3 separate regions of the Homo sapiens genome follow, and all the other regions are linked to region 1. The links are chromatin contacts, found by Hi-C in ENCODE. All regions are on one chromosome and are shown on one strand. Each heading gives the region's core, a stretch centred on a gene start or an enhancer-like site at or near the end of the contact. The rest is flanking DNA. Distances are from core to core; before and after follow the strand shown.

Region 1 (4,165 bases), core at 444-2,943:
CACATGCATGTGTGAATGTGTGCATGTGTGTGTGCACCGTGCATGCACTGTGAAAGGGTTGCATGTGTATCATGTATGTGTGTTTCTGTGCATGTGTGTACATGCATGTGTGAATATGTGTACTTGAGTGGATGCTTGTGTGTGCATGTATGAACGTGTATTCATGGGTATGAGAATGCTTCGTGCATGTGTAAATATGTGTGTGGGCTATGCATTTATTGATGTATGTGCATATGTGTGCATGCATGTGTGCCTGCGTGTGCATGAGTGTGAAAAACTGAGTGCACCTGTGCACGTGTGCAGATGCCTCATGTATGTGTGAAAATCTGCACATATATGCAGTGTGTATGTGCATGGGTGTACATACCTATGTGTGAATCGATGTGTGCAATGCATGTATACGCACGTGTGTACATGCAGGTGTGAGTGTATCTGTACATGCATGTGTATGCCTGGGTTTCAGTGGAAGCAGGGCTGCAAAGAGGAGAAACACTTAGACCCTGACACACAAGAGTTCTCATTTCGGTAGATGAGCTGGCTGTGTATGCAAAGAGGAGAATAGAGGACAAAGACAGGATCAGCATCGTAGCGCTGATGACGACAGCTCTGGACTCCTCTTGATGAGGGCTGTGGCACACATCGAGGGGAGCACTGCTGAAAACAACATAGAATGTGATTTGGACCCAGCATGCAATCTACAAAGGCCGTGCTGCCGACACGGGGCAGGATTTTGGTTGACAGGTTGGTGTTGGAGTGGAAGACCTTCTCCAAAGAGGCTTTCTTGAAATCACAAAAGGAAGGGATCCATGAAGGAGAAGCAGTGCCGAGAGGAAGGGCAGAGACCACAGAGTGCACCCGTGCACGTGTGCAAATGCCTCATGTGTGCGTGAATGCATGTGTGCGTGTGTAAAATGCACATATGCTTTTAGCTGCATGCGTGCGTGTGCAGATGCGTGTGAAAACCTGTGCACACCTGCAATGTATATGTATATGTGTATGCACGAGTGTGAATAGCCGTGTGCATGCGTGAGTGTATGTGTATGTGGATGAGCGTGGGAACCCTGAAGGGAGCCTCTCTGCAGTTTCTGGGACACAGGTTGTAGTTAACCTAGGACAAAAAGTCAGTAGAGTCCTTTATGGGCTGCTGATGAATGAGGCCTGCTACCAGGAAGGAATGGTTTTTTTGTTTTTGTTTTTGTTTTTTTTTTCCGACAGAGTCTTGCTCTGTCTCCCAGGCTGGAGTGCAGTGGGCCGATCTCAGCTCACTACAACCTCCGCTTCCCGGGTTCAAGCGATTCTCCTGCCTCAGCCTCCCGAGTAGCTGGGACGACAGGCATCCGCCACCACGCCTGGCGATTTTTTTTTTTTTTTTTTTTTTTTAGTAGAGACGGGGTTTTACCATATTGGGCAGGCTGGTCTTGAACTCCTGACCTTGTGATCCGCCCGCCTCGGCCTCCCAAAGTGCTGGGATTACAGGCGTGAGCCACCGCACCCGGCCAGGAAGGATTGTTTTGCACGCCAGGGTTTCTCTTTAGCTTATGATTTCTTCCACCAAATCTGTCCCAACCCTGCTGTGTCTGTCCCTACCAGCGGCTGCAGTGTGAGTGAATCCAGGCATGACTGCATGAACACCCAGCTTCCTGTTTGGTCACTTAGTAACCACTAGATGACGTTTACTGAGCTCTTAGCAGGCACATTCTAATCCCCGTAATTTTGTTTACTCGGTTGGAGGAGAAACATTGTCTCTTCTCCACTTTCCCAGCTGTAATGCAAACCTTAGCATACAAGAAACAGGCCGGGCGCGGTGGCTCACGCTTGTAATCCCAGCACTTTGGGAGGCCGAGGCGGGCGGATCACGAGGTCAGGAGATCGAGACCACGGTGAAACCCCGTCTCTACTAAAAATACAAAAAAAAAAAAAACAAAAAAAAAAAACCCGGCGCGGTTGGGGGCACCTGTGGTCCCAGCTACTCGGAGAGGCTGAGGCAGGAGAATGGTGTGAACCCGGGAGGCGGAGCTTGCAGTGAGCCGAGATTGCACCACTGCACTGCAGCCTGGGCGACAGAGCAAGACTCTGTCTCAATAAAAAAAAAATAAAAAAGAAACAGAAGGAGGCACGCTAAAAACTAAAAGTAGGAGGTTAAGGGAAGGGAGGAAAGAGAAAAACCAAAGGATGGGGGTGGGTTCAAACCACATTTTATGCCGCTGGATCGTGTTGTAATATTTCTACATGCTTGGGAATTACAGGCATGCATGGAATAGTATGCAACTGTGAAAAAGGAATGAGATCATGTCTTTTACAGGAATATGGATGGAGCTCGAGGCCATCACCCTTAGCAAACTAATGCAGTAACAGAAAATCAAATACTGCACTTTGTCACTTATAAGTGGGAGCTAGGCCGGGCGCGGTCACTCAGGCCTGTAATCCCAGCATTTTGGGAGGCCGAGGCAGGTGGATCACGAGGTCAGGAGTTTGAGAGCAGCTTGGCCAACATGGTGAAACCCTATCTCTACTAAAAATACAAAAATTAGCCGGGCGTGGTGGCAGGCACCTGTAATCCCAGCTACTGGGGAGGCTGAGGCAGAAGAATCATTTGAACCCGGGAGGCGGACGTTGCAGTGAGCCAAGATCACGCCATTGCACTCCAGCCTGGGCGACAGGGTGACACTCCGTCTCAAAAAAATAAAAAAATAAATAAGTGGGAGCTAAATGAGGAGAACTCATGAACACAAAGAAGGGAGCAAGAGACACCTCTACTTGAGGGTGGAGGGTGGGAGGAGGGAGAGGGGCAGAAAAGATAACTATTGGTACTGGGCTTAATACCTGGGTGATGGAATCATCTGTACAACAAACTGCGGTGACACAAATTGACCTACAACAAACCTGCACGTGTACCCCCAAACCTAAGATAAAAGTTTAAGGGAAAGAATGAAGCAAGCTAAACTTTAGACAACAATAACAGCAACAAGAAAAAGAAGTGACAGGTGTAATTACTTTCATTACTGCCTCAGCCACTTGTGGAAGCATTTTTCCGGTGTTGTGGTATTGTTACATTTTATGGACAACGTTTTTGTGACGATGGACAAACCTGAGCCCCAACACTTGAAAACAAAATTATGTTTTCAGGGCTGGGCGCGGTGGCTCACGCCTGTAATCCCAGCACTTTGGGAGGCCCACGTGGGTGAATGACAAGGTCAGGAGATTGAGACCATCCTGCCTAACGTGGTGAAACCCAGTCTCTACCAAAAATACAAAAGATTAGCCGGGCGTAATGGCTCACACCTGTAATCCCAGCACTTTGGGAGGCTGAGGTGGGCGGATCACGAGGTCAGGAGATCGAGACCATCCTGGCTAACACCGTGAAACCCAGTCTCTACTAAAAATACAAAAGATTAGTTGGGCATGGTGGCGGGTGCCTGCAGTCCCAGCTACTTGGGAGGCTGAGGCAGGAGAATGGCGTGAACCCAGGAGGCAGAGCTTGCAGTGAGCTGAGATCGCGCCACTGCCCTCCAGCCTGGGCGATAGAGTGAGACTCCATCTCAAAAAAAAAAGAAAAATTTGTTTTCAGATCAATTTTTTAAAAAAGAGCTGCCATTTATCAATGGCTTGTTATTGGCCTTAAATTTTGCTAGATACTTACACATATGATTTTACTTGATACCCGTGAACATTTTATGAGGAAAGTTTAATTTTACCCATTTTACAGATGAGAAAATGGGAATAACTGAGTTATTGGCACACGGTCACACACAACCACGGTTGACAGACCTCACGTATCACCTGTTTTTTTTTTTTTGTAAACAGTAATCCTGGTGCCATTTCTGTAATTATAAACATTAAATCAGTGCTTAGCATATTAATCTCGGCTCCCTCGGCTTCTCAAATTGCTGGAATTACAGGCATGAGCCACTGTGCCTGGCCGGTGTTTTCTTGTTAGTCTTTAAACATTCAACAGAGTACAGAGGGTATAATATGAAACTTTTGGTTTTATGTTTAACTTAAAAGGTAACTTTTGGACCATTTTAGATGCTGGAGGTCATGAACTCACAAAATATTTGTATAAAGAACAAGATAGAAAATATTTCAGGCTTTACAGAGCCCACCTAATTGGACGGTTATATACATCACCTGATTTTGTTTTTGTAAACAGTAATCATTTCTGATG
Region 2 (4,165 bases), core at 1,243-3,742, 720 kb after region 1:
AGAGCTGTAATACAATTAAGTTTTGCTGTTTTAAGCCCCAGGGTTTTGAGTGACAGTTACCAGCAACCCCCACTGTAGGTCACTAAACCCTCCAGCTTTGCCTGTACCCGTGTAGGAAGAGGCAGCCTTCACTTCATCTTCTATAGAGAATTACTGTAATTTCCTTTGCTATTTTTCTTTATGTTTAATATCTCACCCGCAGCTGGGCCCGGTGGCTCACACCTGTAATCCCAGCACTTTGGGAGGCTGAGTCGGGTGGATCACCTGAGGTCAGGACTTCGAGACCAGCCTGGCCAACACAGCGAAACCCCATCTCTATTAAAAGTACAAAAATTAGCTCGATGTGATGGCAGGTGCCTGTAATCCTAGCTACTCAGGAGGCTGAGGCAGGAGAATCGCTTGAACCTGGGAGGCGGAGGTTGCAGTGAGCCGAGATTGCACCATTGCACTCCAGCCTGGGCGACACAGTGAGACTCGGTCTCAAAAAACAAAGAAAGAAACAAACAGAAAAGAAAGAAACAAACAAACAAAAACCTTCACCTGCATGGAGTTTATGTTATATGCAGTACAGTTTATAAACTTATGATTCCTTCTATCGCTTCAAAACGAAGAAAGTTACTTCTCCAAAATTCTGAAATGTGAATCTATGTGCTTTTTAAAATTTTTTTTCAAAAACTCACAATATTGAAAATCAGACATCACATGGTTTAGATGCTTTTTTCCTCTCTTTTATTTGGCTCTTCTGTGACTTCTCTGACTACAGTTTTTCGTTTTCTCCGTAATGTGTTGGACACCCTCGGATGTCATTCCACAGTTAACAAAATTAACTGTAGGATTCCATTTTCTGCATCTACACATCACTGGCATAGGCTCTGGGTATATTATTATTTTTGACATTTTATTTTAAAATCTTTTGAGTCACAAAGGCTGGGGAAACAGTGCCCGGAGTCTCCACGCCACGCTGGGTTTATGTGGAGCAGGTGCGGCTGGGCTCTGGGGTTTAAGAAAAATCCTCGCACAGCTCACGCGCGCCCCCTGCAGCCTGCGGCGCGCAAGGGACCCGCTGCCCTGGAGGTGGGCTCCGTTTAGGGAGGGAAGGCACAGCCGGGCGTCCCCCACCTCACAGCGCCCGCCCTGGTCCCATCCCTGCGCCCCCAGCACCGCGCCCCCAGGGGGTCCCCACGCCGCGCCCATCACCACGCCCGCGCGGATCCCCAGTGTCCACGCCCCTCCCACAAGGACCCCCACCTTCTCCACGCCCCTCCCACCAGGCACGCGGGGACCCCCCCCCCACCCATCTCCCCGCCCTTCCCACCCGGCCCGCGGGGACCCCCATATCCATACCCCTCCGAGCATTCTCGCGGGGACCCTCATCTCCAAACCCCTCCCACCATCCCCGCGGGGATCCCCATCTCCACGCCCCTCCCACCAGGCCCGTGGACACCCCCATCTCCACGCCCCTCCCACCAGGCCCGTGGACACCCCCATCTCCACGCCCCTCCCACCAGGCCCGTGGACACCCCCATCTCCACGCCCCTCCCACCAGGCCCGTGGACACCCCCATCTCCACGCCCCTCCCACCAGGCCCGTGGACACCCCCATCTCCACGCCCCTCCCACCAGGCCCGTGGACACCCCCATCTCCACTCCCCTCCCACCAGGCACGAGGACATCCCCATCCCCACGCCACTCGCACCGGGTCCGCGGGGAACCCCCTATCTCTACCTTCCCCGACGCGGCTCCCACAAGACCCCCATCTCTGCGCCGGGCCCCTCCACGTGCGGGTAAGAACCCCCCACCCCCACAACTGCCCACAACCGCAGCTGCGGAAACCCAGCATTTCCACTCCCCACGCCGCGCCTGCAAGGAACCCCAAGTATCCACGCCAGCCTTTCCTCCCCGGGACCCCGCAGCTGCCTGCGCCATTGCAGGTCTTGGCGCCGCAGGCGGGGTGGGGAGGGGCGGGGCGAGCGCCGGGGGCGGGGACGGGGCCCGGGAGGCGGAGCTGGGGGCGGTGCTTCACCAAGCGGCCGGGGCGGTGCCCGGGGGGGAGGCGGGCGGGGGTGTGGCCTGGGCGTGGCCTCACGGGGAGCTCAATGGCGGCGTGGCATGGGCGTGGCCTGGCGGAGAGGGCAAGGAGGTGTGGCCTGGGCGTGGCCTGGCGGAGCGGTCAATGGCGGCGTGACATGGGCGTGGCCTGGCGGAGAGGGCAATGGAGGTGTGGCCTGGGCGTGGCCTGACGGAGAGGGCAATGGAGGCGTGGTCTGGGCGTGGTCTCAGGGGAGATCAATGGGGCGTGACATGGGCGTGGCCTGGTGGAGAGGGCAATGGAGGTGTGGCCTGGGCGAGGCCTGACGGAGTGTTCAATGGAGGCGTGGCCTGGGCGCGGTCTCGCGGGGAGGCCACTGAAGGCGCGGACTGGGCGTGGCCTCGCGGAGGCGGGCGGGGGCGTGGCCTCGCGGAGGCGGGACTCTGGCCGCCTGTTTTTTTTGCAGCCGCGCTGCGCGCACCGCGGGCTCCGGGCTCAGAAGTGCGGACGCCCGGCTCCCGGCGTGGACGCCATGGTGCTGTGCCCGGTGATTGGGAAGCTGCTGCACAAGCGCGTGGTGCTGGCCAGCGCCTCCCCACGCCGTCAGGAGATCCTCAGCAACGCGGTACGGCCTGGGCCTGGGCGGGGCAGGGGACCGGGGACGGAGGGGCTGAACCCCGGAGGGCCCAGCGACTCAGGAACTCTAGGGATAGGGATGGGAGAGTGACCCGAGACCCTTAGGGATGGGGGAGGGGAGAGTGTCCCGGGACCTCCAGGGATAGGGTTGGGGAGAGTGACCCGGAACCTCTAGGGATGGGGGAGGGGAGAGTAACCCGGAACCCCCTAGGCATGGGGGTGGGGAGTGACCTGGGTCCCCATAGGGATGGGGGAGGGGATCGTAACCCGGGACCCCTAGGAATGGGGAGGGTAGAGTGACCCAGGACCGCTAGGGATGGGGACAGCAGAGTGACCCCGGAGCCCCATGGATGGGGATGAGGAGAGTAACCCGGGACCCCCAGGCATGGGGATGGGGAGAGTAACCCGGGACCTCCAGGGTTGGGGATGGGGAGAGTAAGCCGAGACCCCCCCTAGGGATGGGGGTGGGGGAGTAACCCGGGACCCCTAGGGATGGGGGAGAGGAGAGTAACCCGGGACCCCCAGGCATGGGGATGGGGAGAGTAAGCCGAGACCCCCAGGAATGGGGTTGGGGAGAATAACCCGGGACCCCTAGGGATGGGGTTGGGGAGAGTGACCCAGGACCCCCTAGGGATGGGGGAGGGGAGAGTAACCCGGGACCCCCCTAGGGGTGGGGGAGGGGAGAGAAACCCGGGACACCTTAGGGATGGGGTTGGAGAGAGTAACCTGTAACCTGGGACCCCCTAGCGATGGGGGTGGGGAGAGTAACCCAGGACGCCCTAGGCATGTGGTTGGGGAGAGTGACCCGGGACCCCCTAGGGATGGGGAGGGAGGAGTGACCCAGGACCGCTAGGGATGGGGACAGCAGAGTGACCCCGGAGCCCCATGGATGGGGATGGGGAGAGTAACCCGGGACCCCCAGGCATGGGGATGGGGAGAGTAACCCGGGACCTCCAGGGTTGGGGATAGGGAGAGTAAGCCGAGACCCCCCTAGGGATGGGGGTGGGGAGAGTAACCCGGGACCCCTAGGGATGGGGGAGAGGAGAGTAACCCGGGACCCCTAGGAATGGGGAGGTCAAGTGACCCGGGACCCCCCTAGGGATGGGGGTGGGGAGAGTGACCCGAAACCCCTAGGCATGGGGTTGCAGGGAGTGACCCAGAACCCCCTAGGAATGGGGATGGGAGAGTAACCTGGGACCCCCTAGGGATGGGGGAGGGGAGAGTAAGCCGGGATCCCCCTAGGGATGGGGGTAGGGAGAGTAACCCGGGACCCAAAAGGATGAGGGAGGGGAGAGTGACCTGGAACCCCTAGGCATGGGGTTGGGGAGAGTGACCCAGGACCCCCTAGGGATGGGGGAGGGAAGGGTGACCCGGGACCCCCAAGGAATGGGGAGGGGAGAGTGACCCAGGACCACCTAGGGATGGGGAAGGGGAGAGTAACCCAGGACCCCCTAGGGATGGGGGTGGGGAGAGTAACCCAGGACGCCCTAGGCATGGGGTT
Region 3 (4,165 bases), core at 1,223-3,722, 520 kb before region 1:
CTATACACCTCCCTCTGTCCATCCATCCCTCACCACATCCCACCTGTACCCCTGAGAATTTATGAAGGAACCAAGGAACACAGGGTCCCCAACACTCTGAGATCAGGCCAGAGCTATCAGCACCAGTCTGAGAACCTACTTCAGGCTCAACGGGGTTTTGCAGCCTGATGCACGTTGCTATAAGAAAGTGTGTTCTGAGCATCACCAACTCAAAAGTCAACTTTCCCGATGAAACGTGTATTAATATTATTGGGACAGGCTGTTTCTGTCTCCATCTCTAGCAGGGTCAGACTGCAAAGAAGGGGTGAGAAGCGTCCCTCAAGGAGATCCATCAGTGCTGACGGCCAGGCCCTCCTCTGCAATTGGAAGGATAGGTTGGCCCCTGTTATGCCCCTATCCCACTGCTCTTCCCTACCCACCCACCCCATAGACAGGTACTCTTCCCTTTACTCAAAGCATCAGCAGCTGGAGTTCCTAAGCCCAGTCTGCTTCCAAAATCAGGAGTTCCAGATGAACACTGCTGTGGGTTTAAAAACTGTGCAACGCCAATGAGCCGACATCGTGCCACTACACTCCAGACTGGTGACAGAGTGAAACTCCGTCCAAAAAAAAAAAACCACCACCACCAACAAAAACAAAAAAACTGTGCAACGACTTGTTTGGGGCTTAGAGAATATAAGGCTTTCCACTCACTCTGCTCCAATGACCTGGAACGCCAGACCAGCCGGCAAATCTGTCCCTAGGGCTTCAAAATCCAGCCAAGCCCCTCACCAAGATTTACCACTGGGAACCCCTGAGTTATTTCGTGATGGAACTATAAAGGTCCCTGTGGCCCTGTCTCCCGTCTGCCTGTTCAGATGCCTCTGTTCTCCAGGAAACTGAATTCTTAGGCCACCAGCACTCCCTTGGATATATTTCCCTGACCCCAAGCCCACAGTAGGTGCAAAAGAAGGAAGGCAGGCATGAAGGATGAAGGAATGCATTCGCAGAGAGACAAGTGAAAAACCCGTTCATCTGCAGGTGCCTGGGGAACAAATGCAGCTGATAAAACCCTACAGAGCCATCCCGTCCGTGGTGACAGGTTGCCCGCAAGAAGGACATTTAGGAAGAAAAGGGAGAAACAGGAAGCTCTGCTTGGAACCTCCCCTGCAGGCTGGAAAGTCCTCCAAGTTTTCCTCTACGGAGCAGGCTTCATTATCTCTAATCTCTACCAAGTGAAAGCACAATTTCTAGGATACCCGGGACCCCTTTAAAGAGGGTGTAAATCCATTAGCAACTCCTCCCTAAAAATAGAGACCCGGCCTAGTCACCGCAGCTCTAGGCTGAGCTAGATCCTATCAACACAAATCGGGCCTCCTCCGTCCTCCCCAGGGCCGGGCGTTCCCGCGTCTCCTTCCTAAATACGTCCAGCCCTGATAAGGCCCGTCCTGAAGTCCACACTGCCCGCAAGCCGGTCTACTTAAAAGCCTGCCCATACGAAGAGCAAAAAATGCACTGACCATTGAAAAAAGAATTTATAACATGAAAAAAGAATTTATAACATACCACATCCGGCAGGGTCTCCGTTTCCGTTTCAAAGGGAGGGAAACAGAAAAACATGATTAAAGTAATAATTAGAAATAGGCCCGGTTTAGGGCGTGGGAGGGTGACCGTGGCTCTTTCTTCCCTGCCCACTTTTTCTGTTTTCCGAATTCTCCACCGCCGCAGATGGACAATTTGGTAAGCACACGTTTCTTTCTGCGCCCCGTGTTGCTTGGCGCACAGCACGCGCTGAAATTCCCGGAGCCCGCATCCACAGAGTATTTTTGAACATTTTCAGGGCTCAAAGTTTTTTTCTAACTTTTCCTTCCCTTCCCCCCACCACCCGGGTCTCAGGCTCCTAGCGATTCCAAATTTAGGCCCGGGACGCAGGGCGTGGCTGTGACAGGCAACTCCAGGGCGGCCTCCGCGCGCGGCCTGAAGACGCAGGTCCCCAAACCCTGGGGGTAGATAACGGGGTGGGGTGAGGGGCTCATGCAAAGGGAGAGAGATCTGTAAGAAGGTCCCCTAGATTGGGAAAAATCGGACGCACCTCTCCCAAGGCCGCCCCACATGTAAGAGTTTGCAACTCCGACAACAAACGCTGACTTTTCTCTCTGGAACGGCTCCAGGAAAAGCGTTGGGGAGAAAGTGGGCGCCTCCTCCGGGCCTGGGCCCCCGTGGGCACAGCGCGTCCTGCCGGGCAGGGAGGAGGCTCCGGGTGTCCCCGCGGGGCGCCCCCAACGCCGCATCTCAAGCGGATCCCCAGTCCCGGCCCGCGCCCTCCGCGTCCCCCAACCCGGATCCCTCCGCTCGCTCACCCGGGGCGGCGACCAGAACACCCAGCAGGCCGAAGAGCAGCAGCGCCAGCGCAGCCCCGCGGGCCATGGTGCGCCCAGAGCGCGCAGGGACGGTCCCGGAGTGCAGGGCGTGGGCGAAGGCGGCAGGACAGATACTCCCCCACGGGCCGGGTGGGGCGAAGCCCGGGGACTCGAAGGGGGCGGGTGAGGGGAGCGGCCCTGCAAGCTCAGCGCCGGCTGCGCCCGCCCCGCCCCGGCCTCCACGCGCGCACAGAAGGGGCGGGAACGCCGGGCCCGGGGAGGAGACAGAGGGGGTAGGCGGGCGGGGGTGGCCCAGGCAGCGCCGAGGGGAGTACGGTACACGCCCCGCCCCTTCTCAGGAAACTGCCCACGCCCCCTCACCCACCCACAGGGCCGTAGCCAGGGCGGCGCCGACCCGAAGCAAAGTGAACTACAACGTTCTCGGGAAAGTGCGGGTCCCTCCCGGTTTACAGCCCTCTGAATGCACGCCCGAGGGCGGCCCTTAACTGTAGTGGCACAAAACTGCCGCCCTTCTTGGAAACATAGAGCCCCCTCTCCCCACTCGCCCCTGCAGCCACTTCTCCGCCCCTCACCCCCTGGTCTCCAGTGGGAGCAAAAAAACAAACTTTCCCAGCAGCTCCCCTGCTCGGGAAAGTGCGGGTCCCTCCCTGTCTACAGCCTCCTAAATGCACGCCTGCAACTGTAGCGACACGAAACTGCCGCCCTTCTTGGAAACGTGTAGCCCCCCTCCCCACTCGCCCCTGCAGCCCCTTCTCCGCCCCTAGCAGGGACCCTCCCCTGCTCTGCAGTGGGAGCAGAGGAAACTCCCGGCTCCCCTGCTGGGAAAAGTATGGGGGCCCCTCCCCGCTGCTCACCTCAGGGAGTTCCCCAAGGGGAGCAAAGTGCAATCCTCTCCCTGCTCAGGAAGCCTAGGCCCCCGCTCCACAGGCAACCCCCGTCCCAAGTCCTTTCTAGAGCGTCCGAGCGCGGGGTGCGCAGCCGGGAGGGTGGCGGACGAACCCTTTGCGCCGGACCAAGGACAACCCTTGGAGTAGCCTCTGCGCTGGGGCAGTTTCTCCCCAGAATCCCCAGGACAAGGTTGGGAGTGGGGACTCCTGGTCACGGGAGTTAGTGAGGGGCAATAGGGAACGAGGTGCCTTCTATCTGGGGCACCTGGGCCCTAGTCCTGGTCATGGGCGACTCGCCTTCCAGTGGGCTTTGAGTTTAGACACCCTCCCGCGCCACTGGCCACAGCTGCAGTGCAGTTGTCGCCCTTCCCACACTTAACAATGTTATCTGTTAACACCTAAGCCTAAAATTGTATCCATTTTCCCGCAGGGTAGTGGAACAACTTTGCAGCCTGACAAATAACCCTGAATATTCTTGCATTCCACACTTCAAACTGTCCACGAAAAGAGTCAAACTAGGCCGGGCGCGGTGGCTCACGCCTGGAATCCCAGCGCTTTGGGAGACCGAGGCGGGTGGATCACCTGAGGTCAGGAATTGGAGACCAGCCTGACCAACAAGGTGAAACCCTGTCTCTTCTAAAATACAAAATTAGACGCGTGTGGTGGTGTGCACCTGTAGTCCCAGCTACTCAGGAGGCCGAGGCAAGAGAATCGCTTGAACCGGGGAGATGGAGGTTGCAGTGAGCCAAGATCAGGCCACTGCACTCCAGCCTGGGTGACAGAGCGAGACTCCGTCTCAAAAAAAAAGAAAGAAAAAAGAAAAAAAGAGAAAGGAGTCCAACTCTAACATATTTGAAGAGATTTATTCTGAGCCAAATATGAGTGACCATGGCCCATGACACAGCCCTCAGGAGGTCC

Evidence for each region. Hi-C counts contacts between places; a loop is a spot of excess contacts on that map. Pooled maps may share reads with other maps.
Region 2: a loop to region 1 is called in a map of B cell, with 28 times the contacts of the local background. The contact joins the promoter of ASMTL here to the enhancer-like site in region 1. A Hi-C loop is called at or near these places in 1 of 168 maps with a recorded cell type or tissue (B cell), 21 of 37 single-sample maps with no recorded cell type and 6 of 50 pooled maps.
Region 3: a map with no recorded cell type shows a loop between it and region 1 (7-fold over the local background). The contact joins the promoter of CD99 here to the enhancer-like site in region 1. A Hi-C loop is called at or near these places in 13 of 37 single-sample maps with no recorded cell type and 5 of 50 pooled maps.

The regions. Positions count from the first base shown.
Region 1 is chrX:2,172,344-2,176,508 of GRCh38, reverse strand. No RefSeq gene overlaps it. Among named protein-coding and RNA genes, the nearest start is that of DHRSX, 330 kb to the left of the region's middle. Within about 2 kb of position 1,693, at least 2 of the 41 ENCODE cell types and tissues checked have a DNase peak (open chromatin) inside an H3K27ac peak, as active enhancers do.
Region 2 is chrX:1,451,236-1,455,400 of GRCh38, reverse strand. ASMTL (acetylserotonin O-methyltransferase like) reads left to right here and starts at 2,492. Exons shown (of 13, transcript NM_004192.4): 1 at 2,492-2,653. The coding sequence starts at 2,561.
Region 3 is chrX:2,689,602-2,693,766 of GRCh38, reverse strand. CD99 (CD99 molecule (Xg blood group)) reads right to left here and starts at 2,472. Exons shown (of 10, transcript NM_002414.5): 1 at 2,340-2,472. The coding sequence starts at 2,406.